Linked DNA regions of Homo sapiens: region 2 is linked to region 1. The links are chromatin loops, found by intact Hi-C in ENCODE. Cell type or tissue: K562. All regions are shown on one strand. Each heading gives the region's core, and the rest is flanking DNA. Links, peaks and the distances in the headings are about the cores only. Region 1 overlaps FNDC3B (fibronectin type III domain containing 3B). Region 2 overlaps FNDC3B (fibronectin type III domain containing 3B).

Region 1 (16,484 bases), core at 5,432-13,431:
CAGATCACAAGCACCCCCCACAACCAGATCCACTTTTCCAGCTGCGGAGGCAGCAACCCTTGCTTTGAGGGCCTCCTTTTAACTATAAAAAAAAGGTGTGATTTTATCCAGATCTGTGGTCTGACTTTTCAGATCTCTCTGAGTTAGTTTTGCCAATTTTGCTCACTACAAAAGCTTCCAAAAAGGCATAGCCTATGCAGAATCTCAGTCTTACAAAGGAAAATGTTGATGCCATGTTATCAGAGGGTGTTGTTATATGTGGCACCCCCAATAATTAGAACATAGGACATATAATTATGGCAGCTCTGAGCTGTCTGGGTTGAGAGACACTTCAGAATTTAATTAGCCAAAGGCAATAATAATAAGATATAAGATGTAGTCAGTATCCTTCAAATGCTAGAAATTGAGCTGCCCTTAAAACAGGAAGGATTAAGGTAAAATACTGGCATGGTAGCATTGCACTGCAGAATAATGGCAATTTTAAAATCTAAGGTGATTTTAACATTATGATTGTTTTCAAATTATTGCAATTTTTGGCTGTCTGATTTCCTTGTTAACTCAGGGTGGGTAGGGACTGTCCCTCTCTTGTTCATGCTGTGCCTGGCATCTGAAGTAACATTCAGTAAATCTTTTTGAATGGATGAAGGATGAAGGCAATGAACAGATTTAATTCATCTATATCAGGGCTTGAAAAGTAGCTTATTGCCTTTGTCATACAGGCATGGGGGGGGGTGTGTGTGTTGTTTTTGTTTTTGTTTTTTTACCTTTAGTTTAAAAGAAAAAGATTTCAGTACCAATATTAAAAATGGGAAGATTTATATAAAACTCTGGATTTTTCTGTTTAATTGGAAAAACCAGAAGACATACGCCTGTAATCCCAGCACTTTTGGGAGGCCGAGGCGGGTGGATCACCTGAGGTCTAGAGTTCAAGACCAGCCTGACCAACACGGTGAAACCCCGTCTCTACCAAATTGCCGGGCGTGATGCTGCATGCCTGTAGTCCCAGCTACTCAGGAGGCTGAGGCAGGAGAATCGCTTGAACCCAGGAGGCGGAGGTTGCAGTGAGCCGAGATTGCGCCATTGCACTCCAGCCTGGGCAACAAGAGCAAAACTCTGTCTCAAAAAAAAAACAACAACAACAACCCAGAAGATATGTTAACACTGGGCTGGTCCTTCCTACTTGGCAACAATTGGCACAGAAGTTGCAGCCATTTGCTGTTGATGCGGAATGTCCTCTTCGGTGCCTACTCTGTCCACTTCACTTAGTTTCCGAGCCTGCCTGAACTCTGTGGTCATCCGGGTTTGGAATCTGGAAATTGTTAACTTTTTAAACTTTAAATTGCATCTTGTGCTCATGCATATCATATTTTAAATACAGAAAAATGATTAAAATTTTTTCAGGCATGTGCATTGTGTATCAAACTGATAATGTGTTTTAAAATCTTTTAGTTATCTACTTGCCCCATGACTTGTAAAATGAATTAGGCTGGGCGCTGGTTCATGTTGCTTTGTAGAAGGATTTCAACTTTACCTCTTACATGTTAGGACCCGTGTGGGTTTTTTTGTTTTGTTTTGTTTTTTGGCTTTTAGTTTTTAGGATTTGAGGCCCCCAATAAGTGCCGCATGGAACATTCACTAAAGCATAGACAGGCCAAAAGAAACAATCCTATTCCTTAGTTTTACTGTTTACAGTCTAGTTAGGAGACATTAAACACAGATGCAAGGTAAAAGCAGTCCAAGCGCAGAGATGCAAATACTTGTGTTTATATTCTTTTTTACAGTTTCCAAGAATTGAGTCTTTAAGTATTTATTGAAAGAGTTGTTTTTAAGGGTAAACTTTTCCTGGTATTACCTAGATGAGGAATTTTTATTTAAAGCATTTATGTATGTATGTATGTAAGTATTTAAGACAGGGTCTCCTTATGTTGCCCAGGCTGGTCTTGAACTCCTGGGCTCAGAGGATCCTCCTGCCATGGCTTCCAAAAGTGCTGGGATTACAGGTGTGAGCCACTATGCCCGGCCATAAAGCATTTCCATATTAACTTTTAAAGACATAAGATTAAATTGGATAGATTTCCAAACTCTGATTTCTCCTTTTCTTGTTTTGAAAATGTGTATTTGTCATGTTGAATGTGATGTGATAGCTACTGATGTATCTCATAGTACAGTAAAAGTAGTCTATAAACACAGGAAGAAAAGATGAGACACTTCTGCATCCAGAATGTGTTAAGACGAGACACTTCTGCATCCAGAATATGTTTGCACATAATCGTTTTCATGTAGGCAGACTCTTTTCTTTTTTAGTCCAAATGATTGATTTAAACATATGACTATATAAAATATATGCGTTACACTCCAAACATGACAGTAGTAAGCAAGCTGCGTAAAATTCGTAACATTAATCTCCAAGTTCCAAATGCAGATACTCATTCTCGTTCTTTTTTTTTTTCTCTCTCCTACATTTCCAAATGCAAAAATAAACAGCCTGCCAAGGAGCCAGTTGCTGAAGTGCTGTAGTGTTTTATCTAGGTAATCTTGGATTTAGCTGCCTTTAGATTATATTTGTTCCCTCATTTAAATTGGCATTGGCCAGAACTAGATGCCTCTTAGTCATTTTCTGGTCAGCTTTAATGTTACAATAACTTGAAGCTAGACATGGTGGGTCCCCAGAAGAAACATTATGCATGTGCTGCTTTAGTGTTAATGCCTACATTGGTATTTCTTCCCTGCCCTGGGCCTTTTTCCTTAACAGGTGACCATCAGATCAGATCATCTGTTGAGAGGGAATGTGTTTTACCTGAGCAGCAGGTGTGTTCAGCACTTTGATGAACAAGAATAATTTGGCCCTCCCTTCCTGGGTCTTCTCTTTCCTGCCCCTTCCTTGCTCCTTACAGCATAGTAGACAAGCATTTGAATAAAATGGACAGTCTGCATTTAGCAAATTACCCTTCCAAGGGCTTCTGCTTTGCAAATAATTGGGCAGTTAAGTGGAGACAGCAAAGATCCAGAGGTAATTGTGGTCTAGTTTTGGGTGCAGGTTGACTAGAAAGTATATCAGTAAACTTGTTACTAAGGTTCCATTTCTGTTGTTTAAAAAAATGCAAATCAGTTCTTGTTAGCCACACCTTAGATTTGAAGGGACATGGACTTGTGTTATTGACCAATTATGTTACATGACTTTTAGTTTTCAGGAAGGGTCATTAATATGTTTTGTTTTTGAGACTCACTCTGTTCCCCAGGCTGTAGTACAGTGATACAGTCCCAGCTCACTGCAGCCTCAACCTTCTGGGCTCAAGCTATCCTCTCACCTCAGCCTCCTGAGTAGCTGGGACTATAGGCATGCACCAGCATGGCCTGGCTACTTATTTTTATTTTTTGTAGAGATAGTCCCCTTATGTTGCCCAAGCTGGTCTCAAACTCCTGGTTTCAAGCCATCGTCCTGCCTAGACCTCCCAAAATGTGGGATTACACAGGTGTGACCCTCTGTGCCAGGCCTTAACCAAACCTTTTGTTGTTGTTGTTATATTCATGCAATCAGAAGTTGATAATTTTTTTTTTTTGAGTTGGGGTCTCATCTTGTCACCCAGGCTGGAATATGGTAAAATGTTTTTGTGTTTTCTAAGCAGTAGTCAGAAACATTAATCACTGAGCATGTTACTGTCTCAGAAGTTTCTTTGGTCTTTATATTGGAGTGTTGAGTTGTCATTCTAGTTCAAGGGAGAAGCTGTGACATACAGAAGGATGTGCTTTAATTAATGATGTTGTTTGGTAGTTAAATAGGCCACAGTAATGCAGCTAATTTTTAATTTTTGTTTTATATTGCCAGAATGGATCTGTTTAGAACCCATTTAAACTCTTATCACCTTGGCAAAAAAGTCACATGGAAAACATCTATATAGAATGGCTATTTCTTTATAATTTACTTGATGGCTTTAGTTATGACTGAATGTAAAACTATAATATAAAATATTAATAAGAATTACAAATGAATGGCATCCATATTTTTCTCTTAGGGTTTGTGATAGGAAATCAGATACTAGGTTTATCTATATGAATAATATCTGTCTGTTTTCAGGACACAGGGAATCAATTGATGGTGGAGTTGGGTGTTAGGAGACATTATCCTTTCATAGATCGGTGTCCACATCCAGCTTACTTCCCACGGTCTCTTGCTTTCTCATTTTTAAAGTGGTTTACTCGGGATGAGAGTGCTCCTACTTTTTATTGACTACTTCTGCACACTTGGAACTTTTTTTTTTCTCTCTAGATGAAGTCTTGCTCTGTCGCCCAGGCTGGAGTGCAATGGCGCGATCTCAGCTCACTGCAACCTCTGCCTCCCTGGTTCAAGCAATTCTCCTGCCTGAGCCTCCCAAGTAGCTGGGATTACAGGCACCCACTACCACACCCTGTGAATTTTTAAATTTTTAGTAGAGATGAGGTTTCAACACATTGGCCAGTCTGGTCTCGAAGTCCCAGCCTCAAGTGATCTTCCCGCCTTGGCCTCCCAAAGTGCTGGGATTTCGGGCGTGAGCCACCACGCCTGGGCCAATCTTGGAACTTTAAAGAGCCTCCATTAACAAGGCAGAAAGATAAGTGTCACACCAGGTGTGAATGCTGTCTTTGGAGGGGGACAGTGACTCATTTTCTAACAATTACTCTTAAACCTAGAGGGAAATGTAGGACAAAAGATGCTGTAAGGTTGACTCTTCCAGAGATTTCCATACCTTAGCAATCTAAAAACTGTATGAAAGGTCAGAGTTAGGACTTTGAAAGAATGCTAAGTGTTAATTTTTGGCATTTACCTCAAACTTAAGTGCTACTTTGGAAGCCTGCTGATTACTAGAATGCTTTTAGTCTCAATCCAATCTCAACTTTTACTTGAGTGGTTATCTGTGGACACTAAGTTAAAATTGTTGGAAACAGTGGCTTTTAATGGATATTTTTATCTCTTTCTTCCTGCCGAGGTGGAGGGAAGGATTAGTGACTATTGGGGAGGGCTTACGAGGTGCTGGGGCTGGTGCTGAGCCCTTACACACATTATTTCATCCAGTAATTACACACGCTGTAAGGCGGCAGTCATCTTTATAGACAAAACCCGAGGCGAGAAAGGTTGAGTATTTGCAACTGGCAAATCACAGAGCTGGAATTTGAACCCACTTATCTCCTCTTCCAAAACTCAGATCCTACCTTCTGGGAAAGGTGGAGCTGCCTGGCTTGGACTCACCTCTCTTAGTCTTGTTCAGGTAAACAGCTGGGGAGCGAGATGGCACTTGGTTTTTGCACAGTAGTAAATTGTAAACTTTATAGAGGCCATTCCTCTTCATTATCTTACATGATCTCCACATTAACTCCAGAAGGTGGCAGTGCCTCTGGCTCCCCAGCTTCTGAAAATTGAGGACTAAGCAGCAGTGGTAGTGTCGGAAGGCCTGGAGGTCAGGCTTGTGTTTGCAAAAGGAGCTGGGAGTGAAATCTTCCGAAGCCCCAGTCCGGGTCACAGCAGCGGCTCCCTTTTTTCCTTAGGGAATGGTTCTTTTCTTGAGATTGGCAGTAGGAGGGCTGCTCCCTCCCGGGTCAGCAGTTGCTGAGAGATGGTGGTGGCCAGAGAAGGGTAGTAGACGGTAGTAGTAGGTAGAGATAGTAGAGGTAGTAGAGGTTCCTCCCCCGTGGGAGTCTCACCCTGGAGTTAGGAGAGGGCCTTTTGCCTACCTTTTCTTCCCAAACCCCGTCCTTCATTTCCATTAAAAAATTGCATCACCCTAGATGCAGCTTTGAGACTAAAGAAATTTAAAACCTTGTAAGATTTGAACACATTAGGTGGTTTTTCATTCTGAGTTTACAGAGTAATGCCAGAATAAAAGAAACAAAGTGTATCCTTCAAAAGGAAAGAAAATGGCCACTTCGCGTCACAGGTATTTCTTAAATCTCTCGCTTCTACTTTTCCTGTTTTCTAAGGGGAATACAGAATTAAGTGTCACGCAGATTTTTACTATGAGCAGTGATACCGTACCGGGTTGCTCATGAGTTCCTCGTTTTCTTTGTTTTAGGTTGATGAAGGACTGCTTGGACTTTGACTCTCCTGAAGATGTTAATTATATGTTTCAAAAATCATGTGTTCTGCTAAAAATCACTTATGCATAGCCTTGGAAAAAGAACTGGAGGCAGGGAGTTGCTTCAGGGTGCAGAATATCGTTTTGGAGGCCTTGGGAAATAAATCTTGAGTTAGTTCATTTACCACCAAGACATATTTAGTCACTGTATATAAACAAAAGAAGTCACAGTGTGCCTGGACATTATTTGTCCCAGATGGAGTTTCAACTTGGCTCATTATACTGCACTGATGTCATGGTACATAAACTGGCTCCGAATTCAACGTGCATAGAATCGGCTGTGTGCTTGTATGTGCTGAGGGTGTGCGGGAGGAGGGGCGGGGCTGGCTGGAAAATCTTTGTCACATTTTTCCTTTGCTCTCTGTAGAGGCTAGTGTCAGTCTTGAATTTGGACTTGGTGCAGAATGAGAGAAGAATTGGAATAATCTGTTCATGTGTACAAGTCAGTGTGTGTATGTCCTCAAAGCTGTAGTTCTTCCAAGACCAAGAATCTAAGTGTGCCTGGCTTTCCAACAGTTGCTTAACAAAGCTCTAGTAACTCAAATCTAGAAAGGAAAATCTTAAAAGCATTACATTTTAAAAGAGCATTTTTAGTGTGTTTGCCTTGAAGTCTTAAATCTGGACAGCTTCTTTCAACTTTGTAATGGTCTTAAGTATCCAGCTGTAAAATTCTGTTTTCCTGGATTGTATGGTGGACAACGTCTCAAACTAGTTGCTTAAAAGTATATAAAAAGGTGGCCGAATTTAATTCTTCCTGTGTGCTTTGAGAGGGCAGCTTGTGGGTCAGAAAACTGAGCCGGAGAGGGTCCTTTCCTGGACTTCTGAGCCCTTAATAGGAAATTTCCACATACTGTGGTGTTACTTTATTACTTTTTATTGCTGGCTTTTGTTATGATAATCTTAATTAGAAGCATTTCCAAGTAATTCAAACCATTTTGTAGATGTAAAGGGCTTAGATTTCAGAACTTCTGTGAATGGATTCCTATAGGAGTCACTCTTGTTGCCGGGACACACAGAAGCTGAGCAGACACTGGAATGTGAATGCATTGGGAGGTGAGCCCTTAAGGAGAGCCCAAATGTTTACCAAAGAGAAAATCTGGTCAGAGGTGAGAAGTGGCTGGTTTTAGATTTTATCGAGAGCATGAAACATGGCAGATTTGGTAAAAAATTTTTCTTGAGACTGTAATTTTACTTAACTGAGAGACTTGTTACTGGTAGGAATTTGAAGAAAAAGAAGTTGGGGGTAGAAGGCTCTGCTTCAGGGAGGAACACATATTTCCTAGAAGAGAACTTGTCCTGCCTTTGGGGATGTTCCTTTGACCCAGTTAACTGCATTCTCTTATTTTAGCAGTCTTGTTGAATTATCTCTGTATTGAATTGACATGGTGAAACCACGCCTAGTAGAGGGGAGAAGTGGTGGTGTGGACTAGACGAGTATACATTTTGGTCAGACATGGCTGGATTCCAGTCACTTTGTAGTTTTGTGACCTTGGAAAAGTTGCTTGTCTTCTTCAAGCCTCAGTTTCCCCACTTGTAAAATCTAGTTACTATCTACCTGGCAGATGACAGGGATTCAATAAGTAGTAGCTGTTTCTTAATCATTGTAGAAAAAAAACCTGGAAAAAGGAGTTGATAAAGTACCCTGCATCATGCCAAATTAATCTTACAGACACATGTGATATTGAGGATACAGCTTTTTTTTAAACAAAGAACAGCACATTTTTATTTTTAAGTTTTATTTATTATTATTTTGAGACAGTCTCACTGTGTTGCCCAGGCTGGAGTGCCATGGCAACTGCTGCCTCCCGAGTTCAAGCGATTCTCATGCCTCAGCCTCCAGAGTAGCTGAGACTACAGGCACCCACCATTACCCCCGGCTAATTTTTGTATTTTTAGTAGAGACAGGGTGTTGGTCAGGCTGGTCTCTAACTCCTGATGTCAAGTGATCCATCTGCCTCAGCTTCCCAAAGTGCTGGGATTATAGGCGTGAGCCACCACACCCGGCCGAGGATACAGCTTTTGAACCTTCTATTCTTTGAAGAAAACAGTATTAAAACTTTTGGAGTAGTGGATATTCTTGCTCCTTATTTTGCATAGTAAGAGTCCTAAAGCCCAGGAAAACATATTTGCCATGTATCCTACGGGTTGTGTTGAGCAAGGGGAGCTTCACCTACAATGTGTACCCTTGGACCTTGAGTTCCCAGTGTTTGCTTAGGTCCCCTTGGAGGCTTCCTGTTATTGTATATTATTTTTCAATCAGCTTTGGATTCAGGCTTCAGGTAGGGCAGTGAGCAAAATGAGGCAATGGACACATTCACATCTTCTTCCAGGATCTTTCTAGTTTACTTGCTTATGTTTTTAATCCTGGGACATTTTCTTTGCATGTGTTATTACCACAAAGATAAATATTTGGCATTCGCACCCCATCGCTTCCCTTTTCCTGATTTGGAGAAAAGAGGGGGCTCAAAACACAAATACTGCTTACTTTTCAGTTTTGCCTGAGGCCAGCTGTGTTCTATGGCACACAGACTGGGGTCTCAAAGGTGTGTGTGGATGAACAGTTTGGGTATGGGGGCCTGGGAAGAGCTTGGAGATTGGGAATCTTGGGGGTGGGGCTGGGGAGTGGGGAGTTGGGAGTATGTGTGACCAGAAAATAGTAGCATGAGGAATAGGTGGTAGTACTCTTCTCATGTAGTCAAAGGTCACTTTTGAAGTTATTAGGTATTCCTGGCTAGAATCCTTAGTTGCGTGGAACTCCTCTGCAGCTTTTAGATTGTATCATTTTCCCCCTTAAAGATACCTGTTGGATAATCATAAATGTGGGCTCCAAGGGAGAAGTATTCATTTATACATGAAAACAAGCTACACAAAGTGTGGCCAGTGGAAAAAACTCTAGAAGTGAAATGGGATCTCCTCTCTGGTATGGTTTATATCTTGATTGTCTGAGGGTTGGATTTAACGCTTAAAAATGCTGCAAGTGTACTATTTTGTCTTTGGTCAGTTGGTACTCTTCTCCCAGGAGGAGCTTTTTTTTGGGAGACAGTCTTGCTCTGTTGTCCGGGCTGGAGTGCAGTTGGCACCGTCACGGTTTGCTACAGCCTCGACCTCCTGGGCTCACGCGATCCTCCTGCCTCACCCTCCTGAGTTGCTAGAACTACAGGAATGCACCACCATGTCCGGCTAATTTTTACAATTATTTTTGTAGATATGGAGTCTCACTATGTTGCTGGGGTTGGTCTGGAACTCCTGGTCTCAAGTGATTCTCCCCGTCTCAGCCTCCCAAAGCACTGGAATTACAGGCATGAGCCTCTGTACCTGGCCAGAAGCTTTTTTGATGGACTGATCCATTACCCTGATTGCTTATTTGAGTGACTGGTAATTTTTTTATTTGAGGCATAAATTAGACATTTGCCTCCAGGAGTAGTCTTAGATACTATTGGCACCTGGTTAATCAGCCACCCAAGGTTTAAATTGCAAAAGTAGCCTCCCTTTTCCTCTTTTAATGAGTATAAAACAGAGTTAGGTTTAGATTTATACCTGTAAAGGAAAGATATTACACCTTCTTTCAGTTCTCCTGTTAGACAAAGAATTCCCATGATGCTGTGTTTACTCAATTGTATTAATTGCAACTCTTGTTTTATTGTTTCTCTGGACTTTGGAAGAGTGGTCACTTATTTTTCATTAAACTTTGATAAACTGCCTTCTGTTTATTTCCAGCTTCTTGGTTCATGTAACACTAACGGTTTTGAAACAGATCTGATGAAGCAATAGTAGCTTAGAGGATGCTCCCATGATTTGATTAGCATGGTTCTTCTTAAGATCTCTGGAGAAAAAAAATATCTAGTTAAAATCTTTGTCTTTTTTTTCTTCCTCTGAAGACATGGTGCAGTATGAATCAGTTTAATGCTGACTTTGGAAAAGTAGGAAATGCTTAGTGAGTAGACAAAAAATGATGTGGTTTGGACAGCGATGTTCTGTATCGCATTTTATATTAAGGAGGACTTGTAGCAGTTATTATATTTCTGCTTTGTGGTTGGGGAGAGGGAGGGAGGGAGGGGGAGAGAGAGAAATTGCCCAACTTGTATGATAGGAAAGGTTAAGTGCCGGGAGTTGGCCAGGTTGTGACTCATGCTCCTCGGGGCTGCGTGATGCAAGACCTTTTGCCGCCAGCTCATTCATGTCTGCTGTCAGGACCGGTCATTGGGCTGGTGTGTGTCAAACTTATTTTTATCTCTGCTTTATTGACAATGAAAACAGCTAGGTGGTCAGCCTCCCTCAGTATAATAAAATGCTTTCTTTTAAAATACCTCAGTGCCAAGATGAATATGGTTTGTTTAAATAATGACTTCTGCTCTACTGAGAAAAATTGATATTGGGACACAGGAGACTTGCCTGGTTTCTGAGGTAACTTGGTAGATTATAATCTGGTTGCTATGGCTACTCAGCAGCAGTGAAAATTACATGAACTAAACATTTGAAGGGAGGTATTTTCGTCGGATGCTTAAAAGCCCGTTACCTATCATCTTTCTCCCTGAAGAAGTGGGATGGGGGTCAGGAATTGAACTCAGTAAGCAGGGGGGGAAGGTATAAGTGGACCTTAGAGGCTGGATGCCTCTGCGTCGTTCTTTGAAGTTTGGCCTGGTGTCAGTGACCACTGAGGAACTGTTACAGACACTTTTTGTGCAATATGATAAGCAGATAATGTGACGACAGTCCGGACATGTCCCAATTCAGAAATCCGTTTTCTTGCCTGGGACTTTCCGTAATACTGGTGAATTGTATTTTCTGAACCGGTATTCAGGGCACATTGTCTGACAATTATGAGCGTGGTAGAAGAGAGTATATGAATTTGGGATTGTCAGAGAAAATCTAGGACATAGAGTCTTGGCATCCATTGGTTCCCCCCTCCCCCAGCTAATTAATTCCATGGGCATATATTACAGTTCTATCCCTAGAGCTTTAAACACAAAGCAAATGGTTTTTGCTTTATTACAGTGATGCTAGAATTGGTCTAAGGACCTTTAAAAAGACATGGATAATTGTCTGTATTGAAGTGTGATTTTCTTCCATTGTAGTTTTTATATTGTATATTTATGTAAAAATAAATGATTTTCATGTTAAAGAAATGACTTTAAAAGCTCCTTTTCAAGAAAACAAATATTTGGCCCGGCGCAGTGGCTCACGCCTGTAATCCCAGCACTTTGGGAGGCCGAGACGGACGGATCACCTGAGGTCAGGAGTTCGAGACCAGCTTCAACATGGAGAAACCCCATCTCTACTAAAAATACAAAATTAGCCAGGCGTGGTGGTGCAGGCCTGTAATCCCAGCTACTGGGGAGGCTGAGGCAGGCGAATTGCTTGAACCTGGGAGGCGGAGGTTGCAGTGAGCTGAGATCGCGCCATTGCACTCCATCCTGGGCAACAAGAGCGAAACTCCGTCTCAAGAAAAAAAAAAAAAAACCAAATATTTTAATCATTCTAGAGATCTTGAAGGAATTTCCTTTTGAGTTTTTGAAACAGTACAGTGTGCTTACATTGGTGATAATTTAAATACTGAAAACTCAAAGATTATCTACAGTTATTATATAGGAAAAATAAATTGCCTTGAAATAACTGTCATAATTCAAGATAATGAGAAGCACCAAGGGTGAAGCTTAGTCTGAGTTTCCCTGAATGATCCTGTTTTTTCCAGGTAATGTATTTTCTGATTTAAAAAAATTTAGTATTCCAGCAGTATCATCTGGATGAATTATTAGAAGAGGCAAAATACATGGATATTAAAGATTGAGTATTTAAAGATGAAATGGTTTTGATTTCAAAAGTTTTACAAAACAAATTATAGTGTATACAGTAAATAAAGTTGACTTTTAAATTGCATCTTATGAAAGCTTAATTTCTAAGCTGAGATAATTATTTGCAATAGTTTTTTTTTTAATGTTTTATGACTTTCATTCATTCAGTGAAAGTAGTTATTGAGCACATAACTTATTCTATGCCAGGCATGGGGCTAGATAGCTGGATGTTATCCTTATCATGCCTAGATTAAAGAAGGAAAGGCAGACACTAACATAATTGCTTAGTTAATTGATTGCAGTTGTAAATTCTAGGAAGAAGTAGTAGAGCGGGTATTTTTGTTTGATTTAGAACACATAGTGGGGGACTTGACCTGTCCTGGGAGTCAAAACACTGTTATCACAAGCTGAGAAGGATGAATAGACGTTGGTTGAGGATGGAGGAAGGTAGGTGGTAAGCTAAGATGAAGGAGTACAGGAAGAGTATCACAGACAGAGGAAACAGTATGCTTGACAGTTTCAAGCCAGGGAGGAACAGGGCTTGTTCCGATAACTGTAGGATGAATGTGACACTGACATCCTGTCAATTTCTAGAAATTATATGGTGATTTTTAAAATAGTGTTAGCCTTGTACATGGTGGTTTTTAACTATAGTTTTTGTGGTGGTGGTGGTTGTTTTTGAGATGGAGTCTTGCTCTGTCACCTAGGCTGGAGTGCAGTGGTGTGATCTAGGCTTGCCACAACTTCCGCCTCCTGGGTTCAAGCCATTTTCTTTTCTCAGCCTTCCAAGTAGCTGGGATTATAGGCACCTGCCACCACGCCTGGTTAATTTTTGTATTTTTAGTAGAGACCAGGTTTCACCCAGGTTGGTCTTGAACTCCTGACCTCAAGTGATCCACCTGCCTCAGCCTCCCAAAGTGCTGGGATTACAGGCGTGAGCCACCGTGCCCAGCCTAACTATAGTTTTTTAAGTTGTATTATGTCTTTTAACTTGTATTTAGATATCAATTAGTGATTTTTTTCCTTTGATTATCCTTTGATTAGAACTATTAATAAAACTATAAGGCTGTTGACAGAACGTACTTTGCTATTACCACTCATGGTCTAGTCTTGGAAGTTGTCTAATATTAAATATTTATGTTCATATAAGTAAAACATTGACTTTAAACATTTGGGTATTTGGCGGGGCCTATTTATAATATTTATTTAATACTGTTCATTATTGTCTTAAGATCCTGTACACAGATAATTCTTTTTATAAAAATTTTTCTTGTAAATATTTTTTGTTGTCACACAATAGAATCATATAACCAGATCAGTAATAGACACTTGGGAACAGTATGCAGCACTGTTAGGTCAAAACCTCATTGCTAGATGCAGCTTTCTTCTGTAAGTATGGTTTCTGGTGTTTTTTCTTCTGTAATTGTAGTTTCTAAATTTGTGAAAGCGAAAAGGGAATTGTGCTTTTCAAAGAAAAGTTTTCTTCAAATGGAGTTTTTAAAGTTAGATAGCATCATAAGCAACACAGGAGAATTCACTTAGCTAAATTTGAATGCATGTACTCCTCCTACCCCCATGCCCCCAATTAAGACTTATACTCCAAGTTTTGTGTTTATAAAAGATTTTATGCCACATGCTTCCTGTCTAGTATATAAATTTAGGTAATAACACTTAACAAATCCCAGAGGTTCCAGTATTAAACTGAAATTAATGTGTTGTTTTGGCAGGTTATTCTCGTTCAAGTTAATCCAGGTGAGACTTTCACAATAAGAGCAGAGGATGGAACACTTCAGTGCATTCAAGGTAAGGACATTTTTGGTAAATATTCTAATCAAAGATTTTTTTCTTTATTTGAAGGAAGTAATGTTTTTCTGTGTGTGTCTGCATGTAATTTTCTAGAAGTAAAGTATATCTTGGATATTCATTTTCTTTTTTTTTCTGTCGCATGGTCTCAAATATATATTATGATGTTATCCAAAGGACATTTTTAGTGGTAAAATCTGTATTGGGTATCTGTTGGTTAGTTATTGCTAAGTAACAAATTACTCCAAAATTTGGTGGCTTATAACAACATTTATTAACTCACAGGGGGCTAATGGTAGGAAGTTTTCTACAGTTAGTTGTTAAGTGGGCCTCTCCATGGAGAAGTGGAGGGAGCTTATGTTACCGCAGCTGGCTTCAGAGCCAATAACTAGAGGGCAAGAGGGAGCTAGTAGGTCCAGCCCAGACTCAAGAGAAGAAATTATGAAAGGGCGTGAATACCAAGAGGCAGGTCATTGGGGGCCATCTCAGAGGCTGCCCAACACAGGCTACTCTTTGGCCCCCGATGATTCATGTTCCTTCCAAATGCAAAATGCCCCGTCCCAAGATCTCCAAAAGTCTTATCCCATTATAGGATTAGCTCAGAGTTCAGAACCTTATCATCTAAAGTTCCAGGTGTAGGTAAGGCTTTTGGGTGTAGTTATTTTATTACAGCTCCTAGCACACTTCTAGTGTGTATACTAATGCCTCTTCTGTATAGTTCACTTGGAAATAAATGATGTAGGTACTTTGATCCATATGGAGTTCTGTGTAGGAAGATCAACCTAGATCTGATGTTAGCTGGTAAACACTGTAGTGTTAAAAGGCACTGTTTATGATAGCTCTTTTTGACAGTGACTGGGATTATGGGGCAAATGGTAAATGGCATGCAATTGAGATCAGTATTAGGTTATTAATTGAACTGGAATCTAATCTGAGGCTTTACTATTAATACCTGAACTTGCTTACCAATATACAAACAAACTGGGGGAAATGCCCTTTAGTTTCGGTTTCCCATAATAAGCTGTATAGAAACAGTTTTTTTTTTCCTTGCGTAATAGTAGAGCATGTTGCTTTGTACTTTTTTTTTGTATCTATAAGAACAAAAACTTAGAAAATATTTCTTGAGAAATGAGTATATTTTTAAAGATTCAAGGCTAATGAGTTTTAATTGAAGTTAATATGAAATTATTTAATCACTTTTATTAATGATTTCTACTCTGCATTTCTCTGTTGTGTCCCAGAAATTGATCTTTGGAATTCTAAATCATTTAAAATCAAAACCTAGTCTTAGTCGATGCACAATATGGGGAAACTTCAGGTCAAGGAAGAGAAGAAATATTTTTAAATAGTATGGACTATAGAGTCTTTCACCTATTTGTAGTACTATAATAAACAGATACCGTGAACAATTAAAACCTCAGAATCCTACAACCCTGTATCTTAAAAAAAAAAAAAAAATCACACTAGAAAAACTAGATGAAAGTCACCTATATGGGATGAAGCTGAAGTTTCCAGTTCAGTAAGAAAGCAATTAAGCCTCTGGTTATGGTAACATTGGCACCCCATTAATTGGCTAGTACATAATGTCCCTCTACAACTGAGTGTGTGTAATAGAATCTATAAAAGCAAATCACTTAGTGGATGAACATGCATTAAAATCTCTTTCATTCCACCTAAGTTTACTTTTTGGTGTCTAAGGAGTGTGTGTATGTGTGTGTGTGTGTGTATATATGTGTTTTTTGTGTGTATATATGTATGTAATTTCACTGAGTTGGCCGCTCCCCCACTTTTTTCTTTTTTTAATCCATGTTATAACTGGTGCACTTTGCAGGAAATGTTGCAAGTATATTGCTCTCTTCACAAAGGGAGCTTTGTATTTATTCATGATGATACTTGGAGATAAGTGACACTAACACTCCTAACAGTGATTTCAAAAATGCCTTTGACCAAAACAGAATTGTGGAGCCATTATCTTTGGCTCCCTCCAGGCTTCCTATTCTTTGTTCTCTTCTGAAGTCTCAGATACTATGGTTATCTTCATTTTGGGGAGTGGTGGTACCTGGCCCAATTAACTGAAATGACACAGGATGGAATGAGGACTAGGACCTGGATCCAGGTGCTTTACTAGGGTTTCGGAAGCACTGGGGCAATAGGATGAACTGCAGAAACTGGAAGGAAAGTCAGCCCAGCAGGCTGAACCCCAAATTCAGACTCATTGACTGCCACTAATGTATAAAAGGCAGTCACTCAGGCAAAAAATAAGAAACCCTTTATATGAGTCCCAGTATGAGTTCGTGAATACTTCATTCCAGTTGGGTAGAATATAGCAACATAAAATGTGGCAATAGGCAGTGTATTTGTAAATTCCAACACAAGTTGCTGTGTCATCCTCACAGTCCCAGTGATTAACATCATCTCTACCATTGCTAACATTTATTCATCTCAGGCTGTGCTATGCATTCTTTCCTTTAGTGAGTGTGTAGTTACACATAAGGAAGCTGAGGCCTGTCGAAAAGTCACAAAGCTAGAAAGAGGCAGAGTTGAGTTTTCTTCCCTGCTATGTCTGATGCCCTCAGTTCCTTGTTCTGTGCCTTTATGTCAGGGAGGACTCCATTCTCTTGACAACAGCAAGGTTAAGTTCCTGTTCCTGGAGTAACAGGATTCTGAGCTGGATAGCAGGATGACTACTTAGATACCCAGAATGAGACAGATGGTTTGCAGAACAAAAGTGGTTGGTGGAGACTGAGTCTTGGGAATAAGCTAGGGGCGAGCACTTTGTTAA
Region 2 (16,484 bases), core at 2,776-10,775, 57 kb before region 1:
AGAATTGCTTGAACCTGGGAGGCGGAGGTTGCAGTGAGCTGAGATCGTGCCACTGCACTCCAGCCTGGGTGACAGAGCTAGACTCCGACTCAAAAGAAAAAAAATTTTTGGTAGACTCCTATGTGCCATTTCTGGAGAACTGAAATAGTAGTGGACATACATAGGATTCATTTTAGTGTAGATATGACTTTTTAGTGAAACTTGAAGTCCTACTTCCTGTGTGTGAAATAGGGTAATAGGATCACACCCGAAGAAATGCCGCCTTGTTCAAAAGTGACAGGATCGCTGTTCAGTTTGGAATATTGGAAAGTGGGCAGGTTTATTTGGAAGCACTTTGTTTTTACTATATGTGTAAAACTCCAGGGAGCATTGAATAGGATATGAGGTGCTCCCTTTGGCTGTGCATTAGCAACGTGGCAGTTACTGATCTGTCATTTACTTTGAAAAGGAATTACAAAGTTTTGGCCTCATGCCTGGAGTAGCTCCAGATGGTCAGAAAAGATTTTTGTACTGAAGTCAGAAAGTATATTGCAGTGATAGAATTGGGCTTGTCATGTTTATATTAGAACACTGGCTTCCCACTTTATTCCTCTGCAAAGTTTTTCTTTCTTTCTTTTTTCCCAGAGAGTGAGGGGAGGAAATTGTTGCTTTAGAGTTATGAGTCTAATATTTGGAATACTGTTGTTCTTGGTGATAATGATGTAGAGGTATGATTATGTGGTTAATGTAGTTACTTTGTCAACCTAAATACCCCTGATTCTTAGTATTTACAAAGGATGCATGAAGGCTTGGAATGTAGAGATACACCAAGACCATTGTAGCTGATGTAGAAATGCAGGTAAGAAGCTTCATTTGGGTTGCGTTTGCTTGTCTGATAACCTGGCTGTTAGCCCACAACTGTTATTTAGTAGCTTACCAAACTTCATCTGTTCTGTCTTCCCATGATTCTGTGGTTGCTAGGGGTAATGATGACGTTTGGGTGTTCAATATGGGTGGGAGGTGGGCCTGGGGAGATGAGCAGTGAGGCGATAATGATACTAACACCAAGTTTTGCCATTTTAGGCATTAGAGCATCTTAAATTCCACATATGATCTTGTGTACCTTCATATCAACCCTGGAAGGGGAACGATGTGATTCCTATTTTCCTGATGAGAAAACTGAGACTTTGGGAGGTAATATCTGCCCAAGGCAATATCTAGGTAACTCCCTTCTGCAGCCTGTTTACATATAGTTTTGGCGAAAATGACTACAATTTCCTGTCCTTTCAGGACAGAGGTGGCTACAGGCTTCAGGAAATAAAGCTCATTTTCCTCTGGGAAACTCAGGACTTGTCTGGGTTGAGCCATTTAGTAAAGCTTGGTCACAAGGCTCAGATTAAGACCTGGATCTACGTGCTGCTGTTCCCAGACTGCTTTCAGTTACTCTTGTGGTTACTGAGTAACTTGGGAGTTAGAAGAACATTAACAAAGTTTTGTGTTTTCGAAGAAAATGCTACACATGGAGAAGTGACACTAAGTTGCATACTTCAGAAAGGAATTTTTATCTGTTTTGAGATTCTGGTCTATACATTGAAAATGAACTAATTTTGATTATTATACTTTTAATTGGTTGCACGAGTGTGTGAACATAGGCAGCTCTTTTGAAGCACTTTTACTGAAAAGTGTAAAAATTTTTGTTGCTGTTGTTCAGTAGCAGACATATACAATACTCTCTTTTTGAGACATACACAATATTCTCTTATTGTGGATTTAGGGGTCTTGTACCAGATCACCCTTTTCTCAGATTGCAGCTCTTCCTCCTTGCTTTATGTAGAGTGGTTTCTAACTTGGTTCTTTCTCCTGTGCAGATATAAGACTTGGTCCGCAGTCTCCTACCCTCACCCAGTCTTCCATGAGCTATCAAAATCCTCCTCTAGGCTTTTATTATTTTGCTTCCTAATTTTGTCCTTTTAAATTTCCACTGTTTAGATATTATTCAGACAGCAGTGGTATTTTTCTGTATATAATGTGGCGCTGTAATTAGTTTGAGTTCTTTTGGGGTTGTGTCTTAAACAGCGAGAATGGCCTGATTGATGTGCTTTTTGAAGTCTTACTACCTTTTTGATGAGAAGGATGAAAGTGGTGTGGAGATGAGTTTGTCTGGCTTACTGTAAATCTGATCTGTGAGGCTTTTCTGCGTTCACTAAGGCACCAGAGTCGGACTCTGCTTTTTTTCTTGTTTGATGTTACTTTATTACACTTATGAATGAAATACTAATGCTGTTATTTTATAGAAGATCATAAAATAAAAGTACACTTTCTTAGTGTTTTATGTTTCTTTAAAAAGATAATTACCGTGAGTCATAGAGCTACAATTACATCAAGAGTTTCCTATACGAAGCAAAGTCTCTGGTGGGTTTTTGGTACAGTCTTTGCACCTGGATCAGTGGAGCAAAATGTCATCACACTTGAAAAAAAAATTACTTAACAGGCCCATTAAGAATCTTCAGAAGTTTGCATCTTGTTAGGGATTTGTGGTCCAAGAGTTAGTACTACAGAACAGGCTCTTTTGTAGACCTAGGGAAACCAGTTTGTTTCTCTGCCACTTAACCTGCAAGACTTATTATAGGTGTTTCCTTCTCCTGTCTGTTTTGAAGAGACTTCCTCTGGGAATTAATGGTAGAATACTTATGACTCCTGAGAGCAGAGAACGTTCAGGCCATCATCATCTTCTCCCTCTGGGCTGTACATGGCCTCCCTGTGTCTCTACTGCCTGTCATACCTCCCCACTCCTCCACCTCAGTCACAGGGCGACTGCCTTGCTTTCGGTCTACCTTTCCCAACTCTTCAGGCTCATCCTGGTGGATCCCATTCTGTAGCCCCTGCTGCTCTTTTCAGGGGATTCTATTTTGTCTTATACACTTTTGTCATTTAGTTACCCACCTATTCCCCCCAGTGGACTCCCATTCTGGGCTCCTGCAGAGGGCTTGTAAGTTCACCTTTATATCCCCAGGGTCAGAGCTGATGCTCTGCCGAGTGAATGGGGAAGCGCCAGAAAGAACAGAAGCTAATGATGGACTGGCTCGACCATGGCTCCCACTTTCAATACTCATCCCTCTGTTTCCTCAGACATTTTACTTGAATTAATTTTGTAGTTCTCCTTCTGAACTGCTGAGCAAGTATTTGGACACTTTGTGAGGAGCCTTTTTTTTTTTTTTTTTTGAGATGGGGTCTCACTCTGTCTCCCAGGCTGGAGTGCAGTGGCACAATCTCGTCTCACTGCAGCCTCCGCCACCCGGGTTCAAGCAATTCTCCTGCCTCAGCCTGCTGAGTGGCTGGGATCACAGGCTTAAGCCACCACGCTCTGGTAATTGTTTGTATTTTTGGAAGAGATGGGGTTCCACCATGTTGGCTAGGCTAGTCTCAAACTCCTGACGTCAGATGATCCACCTGCCTCGGCCTCCCAAAATGCTGGGATTACAGGCATGAGCCACCGTGCCCGGCCAGAGGAGCCCTCATTTATAGCAAGAATAAAAACATTTTGTCAGGAAATTTAATAATAAGCCCAGACTGAGTGCTTGCTATGTGCCAGACACTGTTCTAAATGCTTTACATGCATTTCTTCATTTAATCCTCACAGTGTCCTGAATTAGGTGCTTTATTTTATTATTTCCACTTTGCCAGTGAAGAAGCAGAGGTAGTGAGAGGGTAAGCAACTTGCCTGAAGTTAAAAGCTAGTCAGTTGTGGACTTAGGGTTTGTAGCCAGGCAGTTGTGGTCTTCAGGGAGGGGACATAACATCATTCCCCTCCTGAAACTCCATATTCCTTTGTAAATCTTATTCTGTGTTACATATTTTCCTGTCCTTCATTTAGTTATTTAGGTCAGCTTCTTGTACTTCTGCTGCAAAACGTTGCTGTCAATTTACTTGACCTGGTAACCTCCCGGTGAGTTTCGCCAGGGCTTCCAGTCAATTTAGCAGGTCACTCTAGTACCTGTGGGAGGGTGAGGGCATGGAATCCTCAGGAGAGGGCTCTGCTGTTGGCTGCTGTCTCCACTTGAAGTGGACAGTTTTGAATATCTTAATAAAATCAAATCGGATGTTCTTAGGTATTCATTCATTTTATTTTCCTAAGCAAAATGTTTTGTAAAATGCTGCTTTTACGTGGCTAGAGCCACTAAATATCTCTATTAATACTTTTAGGCAAAGGTTGAGATCTTTGAAGAATTAGTGGGTTTTAAAAATTTACTTATTTTTATTTTTTAATTTTAAGTTCTGGGATACATGTACAGAACGTGTGGGTTTGTTACATAGGTGAATGAGTGGGTTTTTTAAGTTGTTTTTGCGTGCCTTTAGTCTTACTGGTTTGCCTTAGTTTCTCTACTCTCCAGACTGCTGTGCTGACTTTTCATAGCTATCTGACTTTTCAGTCCAGTGCCCTTTTGATGCTCTGGCCAGGTGGCTCTTGTTTCAGCTTCACTGGGAGGGAGTTGTGGAATCTGGCTGACAATCCCATTTAGTCTTCTTCAATTTAATTGGCCTTTTCCCCTTTCAGATTCCAAGTAGGGGAATAGCCTAAAGCCATTTTAGGGGGGCTACTAAAGCAGTTTACAAGGTGATGCCTTATATTTAAATACCACCGTATTTCCAAATCTGTTTCTATTATATATATCGTTTATTGTAGCATTCTCACAGTGACCCTGTGGTGTGAACACAGTGACTATTATCCCAGTTTTCAGATGAGAAAACCTAGTCTGAGAGTTGTGTGCCTTTCCTTACTTAGGGCACTGTGGCAAATAAAGGGAGAAGTCAAGCTACTGCTTCCATTCCAGTCTCTGAATTCCAGGTCCCCTGCTCCCTTTTCTTTCCAGGGCATGTATGATGTCTCAAGGTTGGCTAACCTCTAATTGAAAATCTGTAGGTGCTTATCTTCTGCACTTTTGAAATGATATGAACGTGAAATATTTTCAACATGCTAACATTTTTCCAGGCCGTTATTAGGGGATTAAATCATCCTGTTACCGTAACTGCAATTTTAGATGTTCTGGTGCTAAACTGAGATCTGTCAATAGAGTGCAACCTTTCGAAAGTCTTAAAAAATAGGGTACATCTTGGACTCAAGAATTATGATATCAAAATAAGACCCTTGGCTATTTCCGGAGTGTGTTAGCCAATCTACCCTGTGGTTTTCTTTCTCTGGAATTGGTGAAGAAAGAGATAAACAAGATCCAAAACCAGGTCGCATGAAAGGATCAACACTCCCCTGGACATACAGTTGTTTGGGATAATCGTAAATCCTGCTGTCTGTAGTGGCTGACGAGGGGAGAAGAGCAGAATCCTAGCACTCCGGCTACTGACTGTGAAACTAATGTATCTTTGCTATCACATATTTAGCATTTACCTTTTACTTTAAGCCAAAAACACCTTACACTTTTCTTAGATGAGCTTTTTAAAAACATTGTAATTTATGAAAAAAATTTGAACATAGACAAAAGTAGAGAATAGTAGTGGATCCCCCTGGACTTATTACCCAGCCTTGACAATCAATCAGCTCGTGCCAGTCTTGTTTCATCTTTACCCGTTTTCATTCTCTGCTCCTTGCTGTAATATTCTGAAGCAAATCTCAGGCATATTATTTCATCCTTCAATATTTCAGTATTTTTTTCAGATAAGTTCTTTCGGAAATATATTTTCATCTAATTTAAAACAAAAAGTTTTCAGGAAAAATACAGGCATTTTTGCTGCAAAAATTGGTCAGGATTATGCAATTTCTAACTAATCAGCATTTTTCAAGGTTACTGGTTTTGGCTGACAAAATTTTTTTTCTTATATGTGGAAAAAATTATTCACAGTAACAAATGCGTGTTTTGATAGTGCTAAAAATTAGTCTATTTTTCAGACTTAATTATTCAATTAAAAAATAAGACACTTCATAAACTTTAAAACTATTGTGTAGAAACACACTGTTCTTCAGTTTTATGTGTTTTCAGTCATTATATTTCCCAGCTATTTCAAATAGGCTAAATATAGTATACCCTAAGCTTACTCAATCGTTAGTTTAGACTCAACTAATTTGGAATTTTCATTGAGTTGGATATAACTTTAATAGCAGGTTTCCATTCAAGCAAAGTATTTGCTAATTGCAGGTGATTATTAAGGCAAAGTCTTAAGGATTTATAGAATAAGTAAATGGTTTTATGGGCTCATGGATCTTTAGGTATATATATATTTATACACCTTAATGGTATGAATTTAGCCTGACTTGGAAAAACTAACCTGGTTTATATGTGTATATAGTCCATTAATTGATTCACTAAAATTTTTATTTTGTTAAAAATAGTGAAATAAAATCAGAATTAATTTTTTTTTATTCTCTGTGAAGAGTCTTATGAAAGGTGGTCAGATTTATAAGTCAGATTGTGGCTAGTGAATCTTAGTTTTTCTCTCAAATACCTCAAGACAGCATGGAGGCTGGTTGTCACACACATTCAAAGGAACAAAATACTTATTAGCTAAAAAAGGGTATGCACATTTTTGGGGGCTTTGAAGCATATTGTAGGGCTTAGTAATAATGACAGTGAAAATTAACATAGCGAGCACTTCCGTATGAAGTCATTTTCTCATTACCATGGTCTTACGAGGATAGATGTTGTATTTATCCTTGTTTTACAGATAGAAACTGAGACATGGAGAGTGAAGTAACTGGCTCCAATCCCAGTGCTAAGTGGTCAAGCCAGGGTCAGAATTGTAACAGTTGAGTTCATGAGTACTGGCCCTTAACAACTCTGCTGGAGTGCCTCCTTTGGTTAAATACTAGTAGTTCATATGTCGGAAACTCATCCTTCATTTTCTTCAATGAAAATACGGCATTTTACAGCAGTGCTGTCCAATAGAATTGTTGAAATTATGGAAATACCCGCGTTATCTAGTATGCGTATGCCCATTAGTCACATGTGGCTGTTGATTACTCAAATGTGGCTAGTGTGACTGAGAAATAGAATTCAAGGTTTTATTTAATTTTAAGTAATTTAAATTTAAATAGTTACATGTAGCTAGTGGTTCTAGTACTGGACAGAGAGGCTATAGAGTTTGAGAGACCTGGGAGAATTTGTAGTTTGCGTTTCCTGGGGTAATGACAATATCTTGGCATTTTGTGGCTATCAGTATCTTGACCTCGTTAGGGTTGTCAGTGAATGGTTGTGTCATGAAATAGTAATAATGTTAATAAAGGTGAAATTTTTACAAAGTGGATAATTGAATGTTTAAAACTGTGATGCCTAACAACAAAATCCTGTTTGATCACCAACCTGGGAAATCCACAGTCTACCGCATCTGGAGGCATCCTCTTGTTAATTCCTTTGTAGCCAAGCAAAAACTGCTTTGACATTCCCGCATGATTTTCAGCCTTGTAGATGAGTTCTTGCTTTGTAAAGAGTCCAGCTTCTTGGTCAAGCTTAACATTAGGCGTGATGATAAGATAGTAAAATGGACTTTGTGGGCCAAAAGCAGCCATTAAGAAGCAAGTGTTTAACTCTTTATCTTTCTCCTACAGCCTGATGTTGACAGAGCTCCCATCTATGAAAATACATCAAGAAAACTCAGTGGTAATGAAGCTAGATTTCATTTCAAATGACACTGAGGCCACATAAACGGTGACACTGATGCCTCTTATGATGTGCTTTCATCTAAGCCTTTATGTGGCACTTAAGTCTAATTATTTTAATTTTTTCTTTGTGTTGATGAAAAGGGCCGGAGTAGTTGTTTCCACCAGCCATGGTGGGGCTCTGAAATGGAAGCAAGCAAAGCCTCCAGATGGTGGCAGGTATTGGACCATAGCCACCCTGCAGACATAATTAAACATGTCTGCAGCCCTCTCATTTAGCAGTTATAACACAGACATTTTCTTTGTTGATGGGATTGAACTGTTATTGTTAGCATTTATGTGAAGGACTTGCAGTACTATAGCCAGGTGCTATTTCTCAGCTACTGTGTTAAACACTGGGCCTGGAACTCTGCTTTGAAAGGTTTGGAGAGAAGGTTCCTCCCAACATTGGGAATGAACATGGTGGTTGGGGTGTTTTCAGCAGGTCCTGTTTGCCCACTTTCCATTTGTAATTCTCAAGTGTAACAGTTCGAATGTAGAGACTGGCTGTGAAAGTGGATTGGGATTTTAAGACAAAAAGTATTGGACAGCAGGTGAAACACACTTCGTTCCTGGCTGCAGTACCAGCTTCTGTCTGAAGTTAGGTAAATCATTTAGTTGCTGTGGACTTTGACTTTCTTCAGTTGGCAAAACAACCTTTGGGAGGGGAAACCAAATATCACTAGAAAGTGATTTGACTTCTCGAAAAGACAATTATGGTTTATTTGTGAAATAAAAGGTAGTTGTGATGAGTGAGTTCCCGTTTGCTGTATCTGCCTCCTTGCCAATAAACTTCCCATTTACACTTTTAATGATGATTCAAAGAGCAGATCAGCATTATGTAAAGGCATTTTTGATGAATTAGTCTTATGCATGTCCCTATATGGTATATTCTGTAGTTAACTGTTTTCATTGAACCTTTACAACTGACTCCACCTTACAATGGGTGCATGATTTTGTAGCGTAAGTTTACTACCTGACCTTGTTTCATGTCCTCTTCACTGAGGACAAAAAAAAAAAAAGTAACACTTTTCTCTTGTGCTTTTTCTCCCCTGATCCCTTCCCCCACCACATGACCCTTAAGAAATGTTGTCCTTTTGGAAGCCAGGTCATTTGTCTGAATTTAGGAGAATGTTGAGTTGCATCTTCAAGAAAGGGATGCAACACAGGATGAGGACTGTGGAGGAAGACTTTCTCTGAGTAAGACCTTGCAAAACATAGATTGAAATATAATTGTCTGCAAATGAATTGACAAGTGTTGGACCCCATTTTTCCAGGCACTTGATTGAAAGGCTGCTTCTAGCCTGAGGGAGGTCTTGATGATGCTACATTATTGCCTGTGGCCATTGTGAGTGCCACTGAGGTGGCCCTCTTGTGTGCAAGTAGTTGTGGTTCCACAATTCCGCTAGGCTAGTATTCAGACCTAATTCTCTGCTTACAGATGCTGTGAATTCCGTAACTCAGAAATGTGTGCTCACAAACATCAAATCAGCCTGTACACAGATACATAGAGCAGCCATGTATCAAGGACTTAGAATGACTGCTGATCCTTGAACTCTTTTTTAAAAAGGAAAAATTAGCACAAGGTTAAAACTTAAAGACATCAGATTAGTTCTGTTTAACAGCAACCTGTTACTTCGTGCTTTTGCATGTCAGCAGCTTGTCCTAGAGTCAGCGAGATTTCTTGCTTGTGACTTAAAGAATCTTGTCTTTTGGCTGTAGAGTATGATTTCATGGTGGAGGATGTTGCAGATATCTTAGTTTGCTATTTTATAGCATGGGTTATACTTTAAGGGCTGAAAAAAATAAGGTAATTTAAGCCTGTTTTGAGACACACGGAAAGGAAGCTATTTCATAACTATCAGTCATGTGAAATTTGGCAGGCCCCTAGCCCGTTAGTGGCCACAGTCACATGATTGATTACCGGTTGGGGACCCACAGTTAGCTTATTGCAGAACTGCATCTGGCATAATTGGTGTTGTCATCCAGTGTCAAACTATCCACCCTGTTCTGCCAACTTCCTTCCAATAACAAAACTTTCTTGCCTTGCACGAGTGAAAGCCTGTGTGATTGTATGTGTTTAGAATTACAGAGTTTTAAACATGATCCAATCACAACTATTTGAACTTCTTGATTTTAGTACATTTGTACCTATGTTGCCAAAAACATTTTTTTCCTTGTCTTTGTGTCTTCTAAAACATTGAAGGAAGAGGTCTTTGATGCTTCCTTAATACTTTTATCATGTTTGAAGTCCTGAGCTCTATAAATAATATAGTCCTTATTATCTTTTTATCTTGATAATTTATAAAACTGACTGTCCAAAGATATGTACGATACTTGTAGTTTTATATCAAAGAATTTTAAATGCCAAGAACCAGGGAAGCCATCTAATTCTCCATTCGAGCTAGTGCCGAGACCTACTGGACAACATCTTGACACTTGGTCATTGGCCTGTGCTGGAGGCATGATATTCTAGTCCTGGTTCTGCCTCTGCCCGCCAGTTTGGTTTTAGATCTCTTCATTTTTGTGATTAATGATATGAAAAAGTTGGACCAAGTGGTCACTTAGGTTTCCTTCAGTTTTTGATTTCTGTATGAAGATATAGAAATATCCCCTACACGTCAACAACAACAAAAATGGGAATTAACCGATTCCTTCTAAAAGCTGAAGGCTCCTTGGCAGTGGATATTGACCCTTCAACTTTTAGAAGGAATCAGTTAATTTTTTGTTGTTGAAACATGTCTCATTTTTATATTGAGCCTAAATTGGCATGGTCAGAGATAGGCTTCTATAGCACTATTTTTCCACATATTTTTGAGTGGGGCACACATTGAGAAACATATTTTACATTGTAGCCCAGTAAACACACACACACACACACACACACACACACACACACACACACAAACATTTATATACATATAACTGAATCAAAAGTTTCACAAATCAATACTTGCCTTTTTCCTTTGTGATGCAATTCTATTCGATTTTATTTAAAAGAATGCCAGTCAGTGACCCACTAAATTGATTATGTGACCCAAGAATGGGTCCTGACCTGGAGTTCAAAAAACACTACTCCATAGCAACCCAGAACACATTCGTTTCTTCTTTCACATGATAACCCTGTAAACTCAACTATGGTTAGCTTGTTTGCCTTTAGTCCTCTTTTACAGGCTTAAGGTCCCAGTTTCCAAAGCTTTTTCTTTCGTGATTTGATATTTTGACTCATCACCATACTGGTCGGTTGTTCCTGGATACTTACGGTTTGTATCCCTCTTAAGGTACCAGAAGAAATCTAATCTCAAAATAAAATTTAACTAGGGCCAGGGTCTTTCTTTTATATTGTTTCCTACTAATGTCATTATATTACACATTTATTCTACAAATGTTTGTTCTATACATGTGTACTGAGCACTACTATGTGTTAGGGCTATCCTTGGTGCTTGAGGACACTGCAGTGAGCAAAACAAAAATGTCTGCATTCAGAGAGTGTACATTGTAGAGAATTGCACTAGCCACTAGGAGTATGGCAATGTCAAATGAAATACCCAAGCGCTCAGTCATAGATATTCCTCTGTACTGCTCAGTTGCACGTGATCTTTTAGGGCACCATGTTATTGTAGACTGTCAGGCATTTACTCTCTTCATTGTGAGTTCCTCCTGCCTTTCCACTTGAGTGCACATCTTGGCAAAGATGAAATGTCAATTTCTGGGAAAGGCACCTATGTGTTGTTTCCCTTATTATTTTTAATTAATTTATTTTTTTTAAACAGAGTGGAAATTAGAGACTTAAAAATGATCAAAATACAGAAATATGAAATTATTTTTCCTGAGGTTCAGACTGGTTAAAGGAAGATTGAAAGTTTCCATTGTATTTGATAAAGGCATGTGAATTCTAATCAGGTCACAGGGCATCAAGAGGGGTCTTTAACTCTTTGGGAACATAAAGTACACTTTTTAAATAAAATTATAACTTTTCCTGGGGTGACTTTGTCATGGGTAAATTTGGGCCAAGGTTAATGGTTTTAGAGGTTGAATTACTTATGTTTGTTTTATGTAAAGTAATATATTAGGGCAAGAGATTTGAATGAACAAAATAAACAAAAGATATGGTCTCTATCTTCAAAGCTTGCATTTTAGTTAGAAAACAAAATCTGCATAATGAAATTATATAAACGAGTGATCAAATCACATAATAAGTACAACTTGAAAATGATGATAGGTAAATAGAATTCATCAAGAAAGAATAACTGGAGACCCAGCATTTGAAACAGATGGGAATAAATTGGTTAAAAAAAATAAAAAAAAGTGTTTATAATAAGTTGAATGTAATTTAAGGAATCTGAAGCATTAAAAATCTGTGCTTAGGTGAAACTGCAGTTTATTTACCTTTTAGAAACTAGTCTGATTTTTTTTCCTTCTGTTGTTTGAAAATTTACAAATTAGGAATTTGTCATAGGAGATGTAAATATATTTCTAACATGAGAAACTAATGTCTAGATAATGAAAGGGCATGGGAAGGAAGCCTTAAACATGACATTATTCAGTCAGAATAGGATTGCATTGATCCAGCGGTGTGAAAATCATTATGGAGTGGTGTTTTCACACAGGCCTCTTCCTTTACTTTATTCTGAACTACATAAATATCAATTAAAGCTTTCTAGTCCAAGTTAGCAGATGGCGATTTATGTCGGACTTATAAACAAAGCCCCAGAACATTACTATACCTAATTGATGAATGCTCTCTCCCTTTCCTGAACAAAGATTTTGGCCTCCAGTGTGGTTGTCTGAGAGAAAATTAATGAATTCTTTTCTGTGGTCTCATGTAGAAAGGCTCCCGTTTATAGAAATATTTGACTTTTTCCCCCCCAAAAAAGAAAACTTGAATGCTTTTAAGTTGCCTAGTAATTTAAATTCCCAAAGATGGACTGGAATAGTATTTGGCATTAACATTTACCTAAAAAATTATATTTTCGGCTTACAGCAGAATGATGCCTCAAAACACAAAATAGTAATCAAAATAAAGCACACAGAAAAGTGGAATGTGTTTAATTATTATAACTTTAGGTAGACATCCAAATTAGGGCTCATATTTTATTGTTGTTTTTAATTATTTCTATTTATTATTATTATTTTTTGAGATGGAGTCTCCCTCTGTCATCCAGGCTAGAGTGTAGGGGCCAATCTCTGCTCACTGCAACCTCCATCTCCTGGGATCAAGCGATTCTCCCGCCTCAGCCTCCCAAATAGCTGGGATTACAGGCCGCCGCCACCATGGCCTGCTAATTTTTGTACTTTTAGTAGAGATGGGTTTTGCCATGTTGGCCAGGCTGGTTTTGAACTCCTGACCTCAGGTGATCCGCTTGCCTTGGCCTCCCAAATTGCTGGGATTACAGGCATGAACCACTGCACCCAGCCAGAGCTCATATTTTAGACTCTTTTTCTGTGAACTCTTTTCTTTCGACTTGTTGTTCTTTAAGGTGAGATGACACTTTGTACTAATTCTTAAAATGAACCCTTCCCTCAATTTGAAATATGTGAAAATAGCTGTTTTGTACTATGGACCTGTAAGTGGCGTCTTGTGGTTTAGGGGCTGTTGCAATGTCCACCTCCAGTGGAATGTAGGTCGCTGCATCAGAAGAAGGTAGAGGAGCCAGGCCTGTGACTGCAGAATGTATTCCTTACCTTTTGTTTGAAAATAGTAAATTTCATTTGTGAAACAAAACCTGCCTTTTCTTTTTCATCCTAGCTTCTTTGAAATGAGCAGTAGGCTGATCGGGGGTAGATATTCAAATATACTGAAACATTAAGGTTGCTGTAGATGAGAAAACAGTGGTACTTTGGTTGAGGGCAATCTGCACTAAACACTTTGACTTTAATGATAGCTTTCTGCCCGCTGCCACCCAGGTGTCTTTCTTGTGCTCATTGGTTTGAGGGTGCATTCCTCAAATGAGAGGGGCAATTCAGGTAAAAGTTTTCAATGTTCCTGCCCAAGGCAGCCTGCTAAAGGAAGTTCTCTTGGTGATGACCATCACATGATTGCCACGGGAATGTGTTTACTACACGATCTGTTGATACAGGTAATAAAGAACACACTGATGACTTTTCCCCACGTAATCTCTGAGGTCGGTATTTTAGTAACCTTTGAGATAATAATTTAACTCACGCCCTATAGAAATTATGTATGCAGTAGGCCCTTGGTAGAGACTGACATTTATATAAGGTCAGTGTTGGTTGACCTAGTTTGATCTGGCCCTAGATTTATAAATGAATGAATGATCTCCCCAGAATTAGGAAGACATGACATCAAAAATATGAATTCATCATTACTGTAAAAGTTTAACATGCTGTTAAACTGTAGCATGTTAGTGAGACGAGGCCTCAGTATCTTCTGCTGGTTGGGGAAAAAAAATAAATGTGTATTAAGTCTCAGGAGCCTGCGTGGTCCTCATGCTTGTTAAATCCAGAATGGGTCTCTCCCTTTCTCCAAAGATGGAGTTTGGCCTTGGTGGGATTCTGTGTTGGGAGCTGCAGTCCCAGATGCTTCTGCTAGTTTAATAGAAGAGATCAGGAAGAACAAACTGGCAAGTGAATTGGACAGATACAGACCCAAAAGACTTCAGATAATTGGAAAGAAATTTTGCAACCAGGGCATTTCTGCCATCAAAACAGAGGTATCTTGCAATGATTCTTGTGCTGGCTGTTGTTGAGGTCTTACTTTAGCACTGGGGATGGGAGATAATTCCCGTATAGCCATAATATGGGAAATCACCAGTATCCTTTAAGATGACAAAATTCAAATTCTAATAAAGACAGGATTTGGGACATTTTTTAAAGAGAGGTGCTGGGTGTGGAGAGGGAGGAAGTCTGGTTTCTGATAAGGGCTTCTCCTCATTTTACAAGTCTGCTTGTCATGAGAGAAGTATTATTCCTGGAAATGAAAAACATGGAGGCAGAAAATCCGTTTCTTCAAAAACAGATAGTGGATTTTTGCACTGCCAACCTAGCTGTTGATCTGTCAGTCTTGGTAACTGAAACCCTATGAGGCTGCGTAACATCTCAGATGTTCAGCTTCAAATCTGAGATCACAAACAGGGTCCTAAAACAAAAAGTTTGTTAAATGCCCAGTCAAGAAAATGGGGCTACGGAAAAACTCAAAACAGAAAAATAAGGTTTGTCTTACAAAATGTTCATACTGCATTCTTAGACCTAGTTGCTAATGACAATCAGTTACCTGAATTATAAAAAAAAAGGGGTACTACCCAGTTTCATTAATTGCCTTGTATCCAGGGCTTTGAAAGGAGATTGGATATTTCATGAATTGATTTTTGAAACTGAGTGTGGTCCTGCTATTAACCATGTCTTGGGAGTTCCCACCCTTGAAGGCATCTTCTGAAGCTTAGAATTTTTTCTTTCTTTTTTTTTAAGAGACAGAGTCTTGCTTTGTCACTCAGGCTGGGGTGCAGTGGCATGATACTAGCTCACTGCAACCTTGAACTCCTGGGCTCAAGTGATCCTTCTGCCTCAGCCTCCCAAGTAGCTACGGCTGTAAGTATGTATTACCATGCCTGGCTAATTTAAATTTTTTTTTTTTTCTAGAGATGAAGGGTCTTGCTATATTTCCCAGGCTGGTCTTGAACTCCTGGTCTCAGGCAGTCTTCCTGCCTCAGCCTCCCAAAGTGTTGGGATTACAGGTGTGAGGCACTGTACTAGGCCTGAATCGTTGAATTTTTGACTCTAGTCTTGAAGGGATGGAACCTGCCCTTCTAGTGTTGTTTCACTTTGGGATAAAGCCCAAAGGCTCAGAGCTCACCTGTAATCTGGTGGTGGTAGACTGATGTGTGTCCATCATGGGTTCAAAGTTGATATTTACTTAGTAAAAACCTGCCAGGCCTCAGATGGGAGTTAGATGGTGAATCTCCTCTCTGTGTCTGTTAAGGGCACCTCATGTGTTTCATGTAAAATCCTTGTAGAGTAGATTCTCTGAATCCAACTGTTAGATTGTTTCAAGTGTTGGACTCATTTTCCTTATAGTAACTTACTTAGGAATTCATGTAAGTTAAGGACTTCAGCTGCTTACGTTGTTTCCCATTGTTTGGAAATAGTTAATGCACTCTTAAAAATTGATTAACTGACCATCAGTGTGTCATGCTAGTCTAAGATTTTACTTTAACAATTGATATATAGAGATTGAAAGTTGTGATGTAGTAACTCTATTTTCCCTAAGATTCATCTATTCGGTTGACTTTTTTATCCCAGTACTCTCTTCAGGATTGATCATAGGTATTGATTGGCACTAGTGGTTTACAGATGTAAGAACTGAGAGTTAGATTACCTTTTGGATTCTCCCACTTAGCAACTACAGAAATTTGCTTCTGTCTTACTTTACTTCTGTAATCATCACTGTTTTCTCCATTAATCAGAAATGTAACCTTGGTGTCGGTGGCATTTCTTTTGTCTCAGTAGCTCTCTGATTTTTGTTCTCTTTTTTTTCTTTACAGAGCACAAAACTTATTGACATGAGCCTGGAATTTTGAAGTAAGGGCAGTCATGCTAATATTGTGATTTTCCATATTTGTGCTTTGTATGTAAAGTGACTGTTTTTAACATTTTAATTTTAATTATTATGGGTACATAATAGTTGTATATAAAGTGACTCTATTTTGAGTTTTACATTTTACAGGATAAAACCTTAAGATTAATTCCATACATACATTTCAAAATAAGGCATCGACTTGATAGAAAAGTTTTCTTTTTCCTTAGATCGATAATATGCTGAATACACTTTTGGATGCAGAAAATAAAATTCTGAGCAGTATTATAAATTAGAAGATTGAATGGCTCTGTTGGTAAGGTTAGTAAC

Evidence for each region. Peaks named below come from ENCODE experiments on the same cell type or tissue, not always from the same donor. Only the 100,000 strongest peaks of a DNase experiment are listed, where the experiment ranks them.
Region 2: a loop joins it to region 1, with 5 times the contacts of the local background. A loop is called at or near these places in 7 of 110 quality-filtered maps.

Annotation. Positions count from the first base shown.
Region 1 is chr3:172,119,845-172,136,328 of GRCh38, forward strand. It overlaps FNDC3B (fibronectin type III domain containing 3B), which reads left to right. Exons shown (of 26, transcript NM_022763.4): 3 at 13,627-13,702. Among named protein-coding and RNA genes, the nearest start is that of FNDC3B, 89 kb to the left of the region's middle. RefSeq lists an enhancer at 14,731-14,780. In K562, for the core only: no CTCF peak of the experiment used is centred there; a DNase peak (open chromatin) is centred at 10,227.
Region 2 is chr3:172,065,241-172,081,724 of GRCh38, forward strand. The region is part of intron 1 of FNDC3B (fibronectin type III domain containing 3B); the gene reads left to right. Among named protein-coding and RNA genes, the nearest start is that of FNDC3B, 34 kb to the left of the region's middle. In K562, for the core only: a CTCF peak has its summit at 6,806; no DNase peak of the experiment used is centred there.